Regions from separate parts of the Mus musculus genome. Here all the other regions are linked to region 3. A link is a loop called in an ENCODE intact Hi-C map of the cell type or tissue named here. Cell type or tissue: gastrocnemius. All regions are shown on one strand. Region 1 has its middle 2.8 kb from the start of 1700012B09Rik. Region 2 overlaps Mre11a (MRE11A homolog A, double strand break repair nuclease). Region 3 overlaps Panx1 (pannexin 1). Region 4 overlaps Gpr83 (G protein-coupled receptor 83).

What was found. A loop is a pair of places that touch in the nucleus more often than their neighbours do. Peaks named below come from ENCODE experiments on the same cell type or tissue, not always from the same donor. Only the 100,000 strongest peaks of a DNase experiment are listed, where the experiment ranks them.
Region 1: it touches region 3 in a loop (5-fold over the local background); 26 of 42 quality-filtered maps call a loop at or near these places.
Region 2: it touches region 3 in a loop (3-fold over the local background); 4 of 42 quality-filtered maps call a loop at or near these places.
Region 4: a loop joins it to region 3, with 7 times the contacts of the local background. A loop is called at or near these places in 33 of 42 quality-filtered maps.

What each region holds. Positions count from the first base shown.
Region 1 is chr9:14,771,850-14,775,849 of GRCm38, forward strand. No RefSeq gene overlaps it. Among named protein-coding and RNA genes, the nearest start is that of 1700012B09Rik, 2.8 kb to the left of the region's middle. In gastrocnemius, a CTCF peak has its summit at 2,159 (motif pointing right); no DNase peak of the experiment used is centred here.
Region 2 is chr9:14,823,361-14,827,360 of GRCm38, forward strand. It overlaps Mre11a (MRE11A homolog A, double strand break repair nuclease), which reads left to right. Exons shown (of 20, transcript NM_018736.3): 15 at 1,781-1,997; 16 at 3,175-3,255. Among named protein-coding and RNA genes, the nearest start is that of Gpr83, 35 kb to the right of the region's middle. In gastrocnemius, a CTCF peak has its summit at 1,598 (motif pointing right); no DNase peak of the experiment used is centred here.
Region 3 is chr9:15,013,347-15,017,346 of GRCm38, forward strand. All of the region lies in intron 2 of Panx1 (pannexin 1), which reads right to left. Among named protein-coding and RNA genes, the nearest start is that of Panx1, 30 kb to the right of the region's middle. In gastrocnemius, a CTCF peak has its summit at 2,402 (motif pointing left); DNase peaks (open chromatin) are centred at 2,086, 2,403 and 2,661; H3K27ac peaks cover 617 bases.
Region 4 is chr9:14,865,092-14,869,091 of GRCm38, forward strand. Gpr83 (G protein-coupled receptor 83) reads left to right here. Exons shown (of 4, transcript NM_010287.3): 3 at 1,758-1,891; 4 at 3,084-4,000. The coding sequence ends at 3,708. Among named protein-coding and RNA genes, the nearest start is that of Gpr83, 6.9 kb to the left of the region's middle. In gastrocnemius, a CTCF peak has its summit at 2,167; a DNase peak (open chromatin) is centred at 2,135.

The DNA.
Region 1 (4,000 bases), 240 kb before region 3:
GACCTAACTATATGAGCACCAGATATAATAGAGGGAAGAAACTATTAAGCAGTGGAATTAGATGAAGTGGTTGCTCATCTGGAAAAAACTTGAACCTTGACTTCTAGTGAACAGTAAACTCAAACAGCAGCGTCTTAGGGTTTCCATTGCTATGAGGCACCATGACCAAGGTAAGTCATGTAAAGGCAAACACTTCATTGAGGCTGGCTTCCAGACTCAGAGAGTCCATTATCATCGTAATAGGAAGCATGGCAGCATTTAGGCATGGTGCTGGAGAAGGAGCTGAAAGTTCTACATCTTGATCCAAAGGCAGTCAGGAGAAGACTATCTTCCAGGCATCTAGGAGGAGGGCCTCTTCTGCAATGGGAGGAGCCTGAGCATGGGAGGAACCCTCTAAAGCCCACACAGTGACACACAGTGACACACAGTGACACACAGTGACACACTTCCTCCAACAAAGCCACTCTTAACATTACCACTCCCCAGAGGCCAAGCAAGTTCAAACCACCACAAGCAGATTAAGATGGATCATGGCCATAAAGGTGAAGCACCAAGACTTCTAGGCGATAACTATTGAACATGGCATGACCCTGAAGTTAGGAACAATTTCTTATACAAACAACAAAAGGCATTAACCATAAGAAAATGATAAGTTAGAGAACATAAAAATTAAGAGAGTCTCTTGATTGAAGTCAGCTATTAAGAGTGTGAGGAATCAAGTCACAGACTGGAAGAAAATTTTCTCAAAACACATTGGCCAACAAATAATGAGGACCCAGATTACATAAAGAACTCCTACAGATCAGTGTAAAGAGGGCATACAACTCAGCAAGAGATTGGAGAAAAATAGACAGATGGATACATGACAAAAAAGGAGATCCAAACAGCTGACAAGCACATGAGACATTGTCCCAAACTGTTACTCAACAGACCATGGAATGCAGTCTTCAAGGAGCTGTTACTTTCCACGTGTTAGAGTGGTTGCTTGCTAAACCAACAAACAGCAAACAGTCCAGCATCAGTCACAGGGGTTGGAAGGCGCATAGCAACTGGGTTCTCCTTCCCTACTGTTGAGCATCACCTAAGCTGGCCATAGAGGGTTAGGTAGGAGGGTTGTTTCTGTCCAGCTGGGGCAACATAGTAAGAGCTTGTCAGGAACAAAAGTGTAAATGTTAACCAGTTTGAAGAGCTAGTGATTTTTTGTTTGTTTTTGCTTTTACTAGAGAATGTAAGTACTTTGCAGTCCTCATATGAGACACACACGAACTGTGGAATAGATGCACCCAAAAGGTGCCCCAGAGTGGTCCCAGCGGCACCTTTCACCAGAGCCCCAAAGGCTCACAGAAAAATTAGAACTAAGATATAACTATCCATTATTGTGTTCTTAGAATACCATAATGAGAAGCAGCAAACTCCTTCTTTATGTAGAAATGTGAGAGATCCACAGATGTGATGTTGTACATAGTAAATTATTCCGTGGTGTAGCAGAAATTAATGATGAAGTCAGAGTAATGGACAGCTTTAGGAAAGAATAGTGGCTAGCTTTATAGCTGAGGGTGTGCTAGTGGCTAGCGTTGTGGAAATACCAATACCGAGGGTGTGCAAAGCAGGCTTTGGGGATTCCAACTGTATTTTGCACCTTGATTTGCAGGCAGCTACACAGTTTTGTTCATTTTGTATATAGTTCATCAAGGTTTCTAAGTTTGTGTCTGTATGTTATATCTCTACAAGGTAAAGATTAAGCATATTGTAGTTAACCTGAAAACTTAATAATAAAACAGTGTGGTATATTTGATCAAATAATAAAGAATTACACAGTTCTTGTTTCCTCTTTTCTCCAACAGCAAAAACTTGGAACTTATTTACTTTTTGGTTGTAGTCACTGCATTACTTTAGGTACTTTATTTTCTTCTTTCTTCTATGGCTTTGCCTTTTAAAGTTTTCAATCACCATATGTGTATGCCACTTCAAATTCTTTTGTGTATAAATTATTGGCAAAATCTATAAGATATTATTTTAGCTATTTCTATTTTTTTTATTCTGGAAAAACAAACAAACAAACAAAAAGAACAAGCAAAAGACAAAAACCAAACCAGGGTAGTAGATTTTTCCTCTTTGTGATTAAATGAAACTGACCAAAATGTACACCAGGTGGAGACAAAAACCAAAGATCTGTTCTGCCCTTGACGGACATAGAACATCACCACCACCAAGGGCCGCCTTTGCCCATTGCCAGGGAGTTAACATTGTAAGCTTAATTCTTCACATTTAGGACAGGTTTCAAGAACTCTTACCCATTGGTTTAGGTTTTGAATAACAAGTAAGTAACAGGGTGCTCTGTGCTATATTGCTTCAGAGAAGTGGATTCTGTACTCACTCCAGCATCTCCTCTCAATTCCTACAGCCCTAAATTATTTTCAAAGCCAACCAATCATTCTTGTAAGTAGCCATCATTTCAAATTTATTGAATGTTTCCAGTTGGATTAAATTAAGGGGTAATTGGCTTTATTTCCTTGTCTGTAAGTTATTGGAGAAGCTGCTCCTTATAAGGGCTTGCTTGGGATTTTAAAATTCCAATGACTTTTAACATGCAATTATTGATAACTTGCAATATCTCAAAGGATCCCCAAGAAAATGTACTTCCTAGAATTTGGGTAAGAGGTCATTATGTGTTCCTATGTGCTATAAAAAAAATAAGAGGATAAAATTAGTTATTCCTGGATATCTACCTTCAAAAATTATCTTCACTGAAACTGAGTGTAGTGGTCCAGACCTGTAATTCCAAAACTCTGTAGGCTGAAGCAGGAGACCATGAAGTCAAGCCAACCTGGGCTATCAGGTGAGTCTGTTCTGCAAAACCACTAAAAGAAATCAATGTAGTTGCAATATATTTTCTGTGCAAAGAACAATATTCTGCTCAAAGGACTGTGGCAGCAAAAAAATTTTTGAGAGTCACGCCTGCCTAAATACCACCCATAGTCAACAGGTAGAAAGTTCCAACCAACCACAAGATGACTTGTCTAGCCATTCTGCAATCCGGCCATTGTCCATGTCACTAAACAAATCTGGGATTTGTCTTTCTGTCTATAAATGGGTTTTCTCCCCAGAGGAACAATCATTTCAAGAAAAATAAGTCAAGTAGTTATCAGTATCTGGATGTGTTTCAAATTTAATCTGTTGACTGCTACCATCGCCTAGTAACCCACTGCCCCACTCCTCTACTTCACATCTAGTCTTGAAACAAGGTAGTGTAAGTTACCAGCCATTTTTCAGAGACTTTTGCCTATTTGTATTTTTATGCTCCAAAGTGAGATTTGCTTCTTATTGTGTAATTGTACCGTAGTGGCTATTCCTGGTTGTCAACTTGACTATATTTGGAATGAACTACAATCCAGAATTGGAAGGCTCACCAGTGACCCTAATCTGGAGGCTGGGATATAGAAGTTTCTGACCTGGATCTTGGTATGAAGATCTTGAGGCATAGTGGCTATGGATTCCAGAAGATTAAGACAGGGAGATCACTGAGTTCAAGGTCATCTGGGATTAAAGATGTGGTGGTACACACCTTTAATCTGGGCTACACCTTCTGCTGGAGTCCATATAAAGACATTGGAAGAGGGGAATCTCACTCTCACTCCTTCCCCTGCTTGCTGTGTGGGACTGAGTAACTGCTAGATCCTTGGACTTCCATTCACAGCTACTACTGAACCATTGTTGGGAATTGGACTGCAGACTGCAAGTCATCAATAAATTCCTTTACTATATAGACACTATCTATAAGTTCTGGGACTCTAGAGAACCCTGACTAATACATGTACTTATATGAGGTTGTTGAAACAAGTAAGCTCATTGGTGTGGAGTAGAAATGTGTTTTCCAGGGTAGGACACAGAAGGAAATGAGGAGGAGGTGTTCATTGGCCACAGTGTCTTAGTTATGAAAGTGTCTAAGTTCTACATGTCTGCGGGGCGTCACTGTGTCTGTGGGTTCACTGTTCTCTGT
Region 2 (4,000 bases), 190 kb before region 3:
GTGTGTATGTGTTTGTGTGTGGACATGTATGCAGAGGACAGTCTTGAATGTTTTTCTTAGATGCTGCTACTTTACATGTGTTTATTTGTGCACGTGGGGCCAGAGATCAATGTGGGGTGTCTTCCTCTATGGCTTTCTCCCTTATTTTTTGAGACAGGGTCTCTCACTGAACCTGGAGCTTACTGATTAGACTAAGCTGCAGGCTCACATGCTGCAGAGATTGTCTGCCTCTTCCCAGCGCCGTGATAGTAGACGCATGAGTGGCACCCAGACGTTTAGTGTGGGTTCTGGACCCACACTCAGGTCCTCATGCTTGTACAGCAAGCGCTTTACCCATCAAACCGGCTCCCTAGCCACTCCTGCCCGCCCCGAGACAGCACATCTTGCTGGCCATGAGCCTAGTGATCCTGCCTTTTTGGGCTCCCGAGTGTTGGAATTATAAGTTGGGATCACTGTACGTGCCTTTCACATGGGTGCTGGGCTTGAACTCACATCCTTATGCTTCCAAAGCAAGCACTCTGTCTACTGAGCTATCTCCTCAACTTTTCCCTAGCTTTTTGGAAACTGAATTAACCTACCTCCTTTGTACCTCATATCCTACAGCTTCAGTCCTCATCCACTCCTAGCTTGCCTACTTGCTACCCATCTCATTTAGTGCTCCCCACCTCTCTTGATGCCAGTGGTCCTGTTAGAGCTTGAGGAGTCCCTGGTCTCCTGCTATCAGACCGCTTTATAACTTGCCTTATGTCTGCTGTGGGGCTGTGCCTCAGCATTGTGACTCCCCACTGTTCGGCTTTCCCCAGATGCCTGTATTTACTCTTCAGAAGCGGGGAGGAGGGGTGGGGGTGGGGGGTGGAATTGTTTTCTAGTTTTATTAAAACCTGTTTGGGGTTTCTTCTCTCTTTTATGTTTTGACAGATCTCAGTGAAGAGGTCAGGGCACATTTGCTTTCATTCTATTTTTAATTTAAAAAAAAAATCCGTTTAGAGTTAGTGTTTGGCTAAATCTCAAATTTGTCTTTTGTAAATGATTTCTTATAAAATAAAGAAAGTAGATATGCTTAGTTCTAAGATTCTTTCTCAGTCTTTTTTTCTTTTTCTTTCTCTTTTTTTTTTTTTTTTTTATGTAAGTACACTGTAGACACACTAGAAGAGGACATTAGATCCCATTACAGATGGTTGTGAGCCACCATGTGGTTGCTGGGAATTAAACTCTGGACCTCTGGAAGTGCAGTCAGTGCTCTTTACCACTGAGCCATCTCTCCAGCTCCTTTCTCAGTCTTTTTATAACTATATATATATATATATATATATTGTTATATATATTGTTATATATATATATATTGTTATATATATATAAAACAAGATAACAACTTATTATCCATGTGTTTCTGGATATAAAATTTATTTTAGAGGAAATTGCCATATTTAAAAATCAGAAAGAAAATAAATGCACCCTAAAATGTCATGGTTTTTTCTTTCTCTTTTTAATTAAGAGCTCATTCTAAAAAAGAAGCTCATGACTGTCTTTTACAAACATTGTGTGGGATGCTGAGTGATCTTCAGCCTCTTCTTTGGTTCTAGAAGTGCTGAGTACAAACCCGAGTTTTCTTGGAGACCCTCGTAAGAGGTCTCCTGCGGGTGGCAGCACAGGTAAGGTAAGGCAGTGTGAGACACTCCTCCCACATCTGTATAGCACACTGAGTTAGTTAGTGGGTTGATATGACTGAATGAGAGGTGGGTATGATGCTGTCTGCTGATGTGCCATCTCTGCTGCCCAGGCCATGAGCAGAGCCCGGGCCCTCAGATCACAGTCAGAGACCTCCACCTCAGCCTTTAGTGCTGAGGACCTGAGCTTTGATACATCGGAGCAGACAGCAAATGACTCTGATGACAGCCTGTCAGCAGTGCCGAGCAGAGGCCGAGGCCGAGGCCGAGGGCGAAGAGGAGCCAGAGGGCAGAGCTCGGCACCTAGAGGAGGCTCTCAGAGAGGCCGAGGTCAGCACCCATCTTTGTCTTTCAACAATGCAAACTTGCAAGCTACAAGAGAAGGGCCAAGTTGTGTCCTTTGGTCAGAATTGAATTAGGAGGTTTTGTTTCTAAAACAGTTGTTATTTTTGTGATGTGTAACAGCTACCTGTAGTAGAACTTGGACAGTTTGTAACTGGCTGTGTGCAGCCATAGGGTTTTAGTTGTTTTTAAGTTATAATTAAGAGCCTCACTGTATACTTCTCCTGTATATATTCTCTCATGTATGGAGGAATAATGATTGACAAATGTGAATGAAGGAAGTGGCTAGCAAATCACAATTCTAGATCAGAGAAATATTGCTACTATCAGGAGATAAAGTACTTACATGTTAGTCTCTCTGAGCTTGTTTAAGAGTGAAAAGGACACTAAACAGCTTACCTTCTAAAGGCTGTCACAGCACTGCTGTCATCACTGGTACTGTAGTTCTGGATGGTCCAGATGACAGAGCATTGCCATCCAGTGATTTCCTAGTATAGTCCATAAATCTTTCAGTAGGAATTGTTCTTCATTGAATATTTGTCCATGGAGGGCTGGGTACATGGCTCTGGGGTTAAAAGCACTAGCTGTTCTTCTAGATGACCTGGGTTCAATTCCCAGCACCTACATGGCAGCTCACAACTGTCTATAACTTCAGTTCCAGGGGATCCTATGCTTGTTTCTGCTCTACAGGATCCTGCATACATGTGAGGCCATAAACTTGCATCATCACACATACACATAAAAATTTAAAAAATGTAAAAAGAATATTTTATCCTAGGGAACCTGAGCTGGTAACATAAAGAATGACTTACTATAAGAGCTTTGAAGAGCCAGGCATGGTAGTGCACACTCAGATTTCTGTGAGCTTGGTCTACATAGTAAGTTCCCATGCAGCTAGAGCTACATGGTGAGACCTGTCTCGGAAAAACAAACAAATCAAAAAAGAGCTCTGAAGAATCAGTCTGTGGTTGTTTTATCATCTTTACACTTACAGCTTGTGTCCTAAAGCGTAACCGAGGACCAGGGTGACTAAGGACAGTCTGAAATCTGACGCTCAGACTCTGTTTTGTATGTGCTGCTGGCTTTCTGTGCACTGTTTGTTAGTGAGCTCTCCCTTCTGCATTGTGCAGAGGGAGGTTCCTGACCACTGTGATTCCTCTTGCAGACACTGGGCTGGAGATCACTACTCGAGGCAGGAGCTCAAAGGCCACCTCATCAACATCTAGAAACATGTCCATTATAGACGGTGAGTACAGAGCTGTAGCTTATATTTTCCATCCCAGGAAGGTTGAAGGCGCCTCCCTGGTAACTGCACTCACTGTAGTAGCAGCCATTGAGATGTCAGGCTAAAACACTCTGGAGAAATAGTTCTTAGGCTTGGAGAGGCAGCTTTGCAGTGTGCGTGGGGGACTGAGCTGAGCTGAGCTGAGTAATTCCATGGATAAAACAAGTAGATCCCAATGTCTGGTGCATCAGGAGGCACCTTCAAGAGCTTATTACTATAAAAAATAGGAAATGGTGGACTACAAAAACAGAGTGTTGAAGTGTGTATGCTTCCCTGCCAAAGCCCCAGTGAGCTCAGCATGATACTAGGCTCAGTGGCTAAACCAGTGCCTCAGCCCAGCCTGCCCTTTCTCATTCAGGGTTAATGGTTTTGTGTGAAACATTCCTTGATACCAGTGTGTATACTCACCTTAATTAAAGGAACTCTTCCTGTTTTCATTGTTGGAAGGTATCAGCTGTTACCTTTCCTTAAAGTAAAACCTCTTTTTCCCTCAGCTTACTCTCTGTGGTCTTACTTGTGGTGGTGGTGGTGGTGGTGGTGGTGGTCGTGGTGGTGGTTATCCTGTTTAGGACTCATTGGGCTGTGTAGAGGTATGTGCACTGGTGTGTCATGACACTCTGCTGTGCTCTTGAACTTCTGTCTGGGTTGACATGTCCCCACCCATCCTTTTTTTTTGTTTTGTTTTGTTTGTTTGTTTGTTTGTTTG
Region 3 (4,000 bases):
GGGATATGGCCCTCGCCTTATCGAATGTGGAAGGGGATGATGACTTAAAACATATTTAAGGCCCCGGGCATCTGCTTTATGCCAGGCAGTGCACAGGATGCCCCTGCCTGCCCCCAACACACACTGGTTCAAGTAGCAGCACCTTCCCAAAGACTACACAGCCTAACAATTAGAAATCAAAGCCCATGGTACACAGACATGTATGAAGGCAAAACACACATAAATTGAAAACAAAAAACCAAAACCAACAAAAAACAAGAAACTTTGAGTCTGAAACTGTTTGAAATATGGTCTCTGCAAACATAGTTAGCCAAAAAACTGGTGGCAGTAACGACAGGCCACAGGAGGGAGTCTGGTGAGATGAAGGCAGACACTGGACACCTCTGTCTACCATCCTCTCATCTCTGTCAGCATTTCCCTTTAGAGTTAGTCAATGGATCATGCAAGAGAATGAATCCCCACTGTGGAGTTTGTTCTGATCTGTTACAGTTTTTTATAGGGGCTCTGGGGAACATAAAATGTTAGCCAGCAAGGAAACTATAAAGGACCCCAACTCTTTTACACAGCAGGAAACCACCAGTAGAGAGTGGTCAAAAACACTTTTGCAAAACCACAAAGCCTACAGAGGATGCAGAGGCAGCAAGGCAGGGGGCACATAGCGGCACATCGAAGGTGAGAGGCTGGTAGGAGATGCCTCCAGTGAAGAAGAGCCTGGTGGAGCTACACAATAACAGGTGAGAGGAAAGGGAGGGTCTGGCTTGTGCTTCAGGTCCTGAAAGAACAGACAGCTGTAGCCAAGGGTACCATAGCACTGATCACCCCGGGGCGGGGGGTGGGGGGGGGGTGGGGGAGGACCCAGAGAGAGGAAGCAAGCTGGGGCCCTGCGATACATCAGGGTCAGACAGAGTGAATACTGGAAGGGACAGGAAGCAGGCAAAAACTAAAGCATCTTGTATTGAAAGACAAAAGTACAAAGGATGTCAGGCCTGTGCTGGGATGGTCAGATAAAAACTCACCTAGAGTCAGTTTCCAAATATGGGAAAAAATGGCAGCAATGAGCCCTGAGCAGTTTTCAGAATGGAGACAGGAAAGATGTCAAGGAGAAGACAATCAGGCTTTGTGCCTGTTGGCATCTGAGCAGCGGGTAGCACCTCAGAGGCCTGGAGAAGACAGCAAGCAGAAGAAGGAAAGGATGGAGCCAGAAGATTCAGAGCATCGTGCAAGAGGCAAAGCTCTGCCTGGGTCTAGATGTCACAGTGGTACTCTGCCCTTGTCTGAGAGCACTTCAGTACTGCAGACCAGACAAAGTTCTCCTGTGAAGCACCCTGACACTGGGAGCCACACTGTTACCTCTGCTGCCATTCCCTTTGGCTGCAGACTGTGAGAAGAGTGTGTAGATTAATGGGTAAGTGGTTACTGGTATAGAACTATATTTGGCTTTGGCTTGACAATATATGGTGTCACAGTTAGCCAACCTGACCTAGTGTTGTGGTCCTCAGACCAGTGGCTTCTCTCTCATTCCTGAAGCTGCCAGAGTCCCTGTAATGGCTAGCTTTGTCAACTTGACACAACTTAGAATCATCTAGGAGTCTCACTGAGAGACCATGTACATTGATTCGACCCAGGGCATGGTTGTGGGAAACTGCCCTAAGACAATCGATGTGGGAAAGCTAGCCCACTGTGAGAAGCACCATTCCCTAGGTGGGGCTGGGGTCCTAAACTGCACGAGAGTGGAAAGATCAAGCTGGGTACAAGCAAGCAATGACCACGTTGTATTCATTCCTCTCTGCCCTCGTCCGTGGATGCGATGTGGCTGTTTCAGGTTCTGTTGCCTTGACTTCCCCATAGTCAGATGTATAGACGAAGACATGGGCTATAACCTGCAGCTGACATTAGCTACTTCTCCTGTAAGCGGAATTTGTCAAGGTGTTCTATCACAGCAACAGAAATGAACTAAGCCAGACATGGAATTGCAGGTCTGAGTCGACATCCCCACAATGGCACACTGGTGTGCAGGCTCACACTGTCTGAGCAACAGCAGTCTAGTCTGGTGGCGCCCACTCAGGGATCCAAGCCTGCCCAGAATCTTGAAGGATTCTGAGAACACCACTTTCCTGGCACTAACCCCAATGTTAAAAGTTCTACTCTAGCAAGTGTGGGTGGGGTTCATTCCCGGGTTTGTACATATTCCAGGTAATGCCAGAGGTTTCCAGTGAATCCTCCAAGTCTCTATGACTCTGCTTTAGAAAAATATTTTGCCCACTTTGTTAAGTATTTTCTATTCTTTCCCGTTTTCTTTTAAGTGCTCTGTTTCAGAGAAATCTGATTAATCTTTGTCCATGATGAGCTGAACGAGACTAGAGAACAGAGTTCAAGCAGTCTTAGAGCGCCCTCTGCTGGTATCCTGGATGCACTCACTTGCCCAGCAAAAAATACCTGCTCTTAGTGCCAGGGGTAGCCATCAGCTGTGAAAAAAGCAGGGGTAGGAGTCCAGAGGAAGGGATAAGAGAAGGTCAGCCTAGTCAACAGGGAGAATTGACAATGCCAGTCCATGGTGACAGACACTTGAACATTACCCTGAAGAATGTCTCTGGAGTTTAGCTGGCACTGAATTGAGACATGCTTACACACACCCTGAACCCCTAGTCCCTTGAGAGCCATGCCTGGTGGACACACAAGCTAGGCGGCTGCCAAGAGCTGAGGAATGGGAGTTTAGTGGACACTGAGCTTTGTCTGGGAGGTCGGAGCTCAGTGGATGGATATGCAGAGGACTGTAAGCTGAACAACAGGAATTAAGCACGATTAGTCACTCAAAAAAGTGACTTAAAAAGACTGTTCTGAGGAAAGGGGTTTTGTAATCTGAAAATTCTCCCATTTCTTCTATTTAAAGCTATATAAGATCATCCTATTGCATTGTTATTTAACATGTAAATTGTACCACTATAACATATGTTTACTGTTTTTTTAAGTTTTAGATTAAACATATTTCTATATTTTATTTTTACAAGGCAAAAAACTGAAAAACATTCCGTGTGGGAATATAGCAGCTATGATTACTGATTTGTGCCCAACTCCAAAGCCACAGCTTTATGTCCAGTTGGCATGGGCTACTTCTCTAGTTAGGGAACAATCTTGGAAAAGTATATATTTTAGATTTACCTAATTTTTAATTATGTCTATGTGTGTGAGAGTGTGTGTATTAGGTATGTGTGGGGGTCGGATCCCCTGGAACAGGAGGTACAGGCAGGGGTGGATGCTAAAACTAAGAGCCTCAGAGACCAAGGTCCTCTGCAGACCAGAGCCTGCTCTTAAACAGTGAGCCATCTTGACTGTAAGCCCTGCTCATTTCCGGGACTCTCACAATCAAATCCCACACACTGCAAGGCCGTGGACAATGAGTCTTTTCTCTGACTGTTCTGTAGGCCAGTCCTACAGAACTCCCTCCGAAGGCCCTGGGGAGGCCACCTCCCCCACAAGTGTCCCCACATTCTCTCCCCTTGACGTGTGTCTATGTGCAATTTTTCTCCTCGTAAGAGGACACCATCAGCTCCAGGGTTGGTCCTCATAACTCACGACTGAATCTCTAACAAACTGTTCAACTCAAGTCATACTCTCAGTATACAGGGTTAAGATGGCAACATAATCTTGGGTGACAAAATTCAACCCCTGCCACCACACCCATGTCCTTCATCTTGGTCTCTGCCCCAGAATAGCCCTGGAAGCATCTGGCTCACCCTACTGTACTGACAAGCTTATATGTACAGGATAATCTGCCCTTTACTCCTGCCTCTCAGTGCCACTGCTCCCCAGAGTCTGTCCTCAGTAGCTTTGACTGTCAGCTTGACACAGCCTATAGTCACCTGGTGGGGAGCCTCGGATGAATTCACTTAGAGTGGCCTGGAGGTGTGTCTCAGGGGCAGGGGCTGTCACTATTACTAACTGATAGGAGGAAGTAGCCTATTGCAGGCAGCACCACTCCCTGGGCAGCTGGTGCTGAGCT
Region 4 (4,000 bases), 150 kb before region 3:
TTGCAAATGGCTATTTGCATTTTGTTGTTGAAGGGAAGGCTCTCTGCTGGTTCCCATCGCGGAACGTAAGGAATTATTTTGGTAGTAGAAAAGCAAACACAGAAAATCACAGATGGGAATAAAGAAGCAGATGCAGATAACTGCAGGTCAGAGAGGGCTTAGGTGGGACACGGAGAGTCTCTGGCCCAGACAGTGTAGTAGGAACACACACCAGTGTACTGCTAGCAGGAGAGGTGGGCTGTTAGCACAGGAGTGAGCATATGGGGTGTTGCCCCATGGGTGGTAGGCACTCAAAGAGGACCCAAGGTCATCCCTTTTGGAAGAGGCCAACTCTGGGCCCAGGTATATTGCACCCACAAACTCCATAAGCACATATTGCTGAGTGGTTTTCAACCTTCTTAATGTGTGACCCTTTAATGCAGTTTCTCATGTTGTGGTGACCTCCAGCCATAAAATCATGTTGTTGCTACTTCATAACTATAGTGCTGCCAGTGAGCAGTGTCTCAGTTTCTAAGGTCATCAGAACCATGTGTTTTCTGATGGTCGTGACCCACAGGTTGAAAACCTTGAGAACCACCGGATTAGACCATATTAAAAAGTAAGAGTCAGGTTCAGAAATGCGCACGCTTTGCCATGATCATGTGACCAAGAATGATCACATTAGGTCCAGCATGTGTCTAGCTCCAAGATCAAGCTCTTATTGCTAGAGTGTCCTGCACTGTGATGATTTAAACAGACCTACAAAGCAAGTATCCTCCAGATAAAGAACCAATGTTTGCTCTGAGAGGACCCAAGAAGCATGATACGGCCCAATAGAGAACTGGCTCCAAAGACCCACACTCAAAGTCCCCATTCAATGTGAGGAATGGCTTTCAAGTAAAAATAAATGTTCAAAGTGGACAGAGCTGCCAAGGACACAGTGTCCCATGTCACCAGCCACATCTAAGTGCATCTGGTGACAGCTTGAAAAGAGTGTTCCTGAAGGAATTTACACATTGGTTGAGGGATGGACTGCCCAAATTTGAGATCGCTCTATTTCCAAACTGCCTTGATCATGTTAGAATCAGGTCTTCCCATAGCACAGGTATGCCACAACCCGCTGAGGAAAGTTTGCACACAACTGTTCCTTACCTCTGGTTAGTCTCCACCAATTCCATCAGAGATCTGGAGAACCTCTGCCCCAGGAACGAGTCTCACATTATTTAAGCTTCTTAGAAGAGTTGATTGGCTAAAACACAATATCAATTCCAAGACACATTTTGGCTCCATGTCTGCGATATAGGTTCCCTTTGAAGTGCATGGAAATCAGTCTGGGTTGGAATTTAGTAATGGGTTTAGTGGGTGGCATCAAATCAGCCACCCACTCTTCTTGCAGTGGGTGACAAGCGATTGCTCCTTATGGTCAGAACCCTCTATACCGTCCAGGGTCTGGAACTACAGAAGATGGTCAGGCCTCGAGGAGATGGGGGCGAGCTCAGGTCCCCTTCTGTCACCTTTGTACCCTCCTCACTCTGCCCTGCTCTTTTCACTTGCAAGAGGCCTTGGGACTTCCAGGAGTCACAGAGTCTACATGACACCCTCTTCCCACCCCTGGAGGTGAGCTGCTGTGGTAGGGGTGACCTCCATTTAACTCCTTGACTGCCTAGTGCCATGCGGGCATCACCAGGGAAAGTAAAGGGTACACAGCCTTTAATAAACAAGACCTGGGCTCTTACCTGCTTTCACCCTCAGCTGTGAGACCTTCACGTGTTTTCTAGGTCATCATGCATCCACTGAAGCCTCGGATCTCCATCACCAAGGGTGTCATATATATTGCTGTCATCTGGGTCATGGCTACCTTCTTCTCTCTGCCACATGCCATCTGCCAGAAACTGTTTACCTTCAAGTACAGGTGAGAAGTGTTAGTTGGAGTAGCCTGGGGCTCAAGGGAGAGTGTACCATGCTGACCTCCAGAATAGACCTGGCCCACAGTCACTGGGACTAAACAGGAGCCCCCTCTGGATGTGACTCTCGCTGTCGAGCGCACGTGCCTCATGAGCTGTTCTTGCCAGTTCTCATCCTGTCTCGTGGCCCATGCTGAGTCCCTGCATCCTCTTTTCAACCCACCCTTGCTTTCTAGTCCGTTTGCAAGGGCAAGGCAGTAGTTACCAGGTTCTGCCACCAGGGAGTGTGTGCTCACACAGATAACCACTCAGCCCTGTTTAAAATAAGCAAGAATTCCCTGCTCGCAGAACTTAGAAAGAAAATAAGCATGAGTATATGCTTCTGAGGCAGGATTCCCTATCCCCCCACTACCCAGTTTGATCCTTAACATATGCTCCTACCAAATGGTAAACTCCTTCTTTCAAACACTCAGTTAAAAACAACAACAGAACCCACACCTACTTCATAATCGCCTTTCTCCATGGCAGACTGCACAGAAGGAAGAGCGATCTCACTTTGAACTCATGATCTCTCTGAGTCGATCCCTAACTCTGCCTCCACACTGCAAACCTGCAGTACACATTCACCAACAGTGAACCAAGGAGGGAACTTTGAGTGGTTTTGTCATCTTACAGCTTTCCCCTGGGAAACAGCTGCCTCCTCCTTCCGTTTCTAGAAAGAATGTGTAAGGAAGCTAGTAAGGCCTGGACAGGGCTAGAGGCATGTGTACTGTACCACCTGCTCTCCTGACCTTCCATCTGTTTTAATGGTTGCTCTTTGGGGTGAGCACTGATTACAAAGGGGACTCAAGAAAGAGCTGGTTTCCTAAGCAGGGACATCGCTGTTTCATTCCTTCATTGATCCGTTCATTCATCATTCATTCATTCATTCATTCATTGAATATCTGTGGACCCACTGTGTCCAAAAGGTAATGCCAGGTTTAGGGGACACAGAGTCTGGAGTCTTCCTGACCTCTATAAAATGTTCCATGGAGAGTGAAGCATGATGGGATGCTTAGGCTGCATACCAAAAAGGCTGTGACAGATTGCCCAGCCTTAGGTAGGGAGGCCAGCATTCCTCCATAGGACATGGTAATACTGACACCCTCACTCATAGCCAGTCATCTTCCTTCCTCCTCTACCCCCCAACCCCTGGCTCAGTGAGGACATTGTGCGCTCCCTCTGCCTGCCGGACTTCCCGGAGCCAGCTGACCTCTTCTGGAAGTATCTGGACCTGGCCACCTTCATCCTGCTCTACCTACTTCCACTCTTCATTATCTCAGTGGCCTATGCTCGTGTGGCCAAGAAGCTGTGGCTCTGTAACACCATTGGCGACGTGACCACAGAGCAGTACCTCGCCCTGCGACGCAAGAAGAAGACCACCGTGAAGATGCTGGTGCTTGTGGTAGTCCTCTTTGCCCTCTGCTGGTTCCCTCTCAACTGCTATGTCCTCCTCTTGTCCAGCAAGGCCATCCACACCAACAATGCCCTCTACTTTGCCTTCCACTGGTTTGCCATGAGCAGTACTTGTTATAACCCCTTCATCTACTGCTGGCTCAATGAGAACTTTAGGGTTGAGCTTAAGGCATTGCTGAGCATGTGCCAAAGGCCACCCAAGCCGCAGGAAGACAGGCTACCCTCCCCAGTTCCTTCCTTCAGGGTGGCATGGACAGAGAAGAGCCATGGTCGGAGGGCTCCACTACCTAATCACCACTTGCCCTCTTCCCAGATCCAGTCTGGGAAGACAGATCTGTCATCTGTGGAACCCGTTGTGGCCATGAGTTAGGGAAAGCTGGAAGTTGGTGGGGGAGGGTTCTTTCCTCTCACAATTGACCAGACACTAACAGAGTTGGAAAGTAACACAGAAGCAGTGAGATGCTTGGGTTCCTAGGAACCTGTCCAGCCCCATCTGATTTGCAAACTTTCTAGAAGATGCCATGAGGTGGTGTGTGTAGATCTTTGAGCAAGAGCTCTGGAAACCACCTCAGCTTCAACAGAGGCTGGTCCAGTCAACCACCTCCAATTGTGTAGCATCTGCCACCTTGCCCTTCCTACTGCTGAGCAACCACAGGGGGACT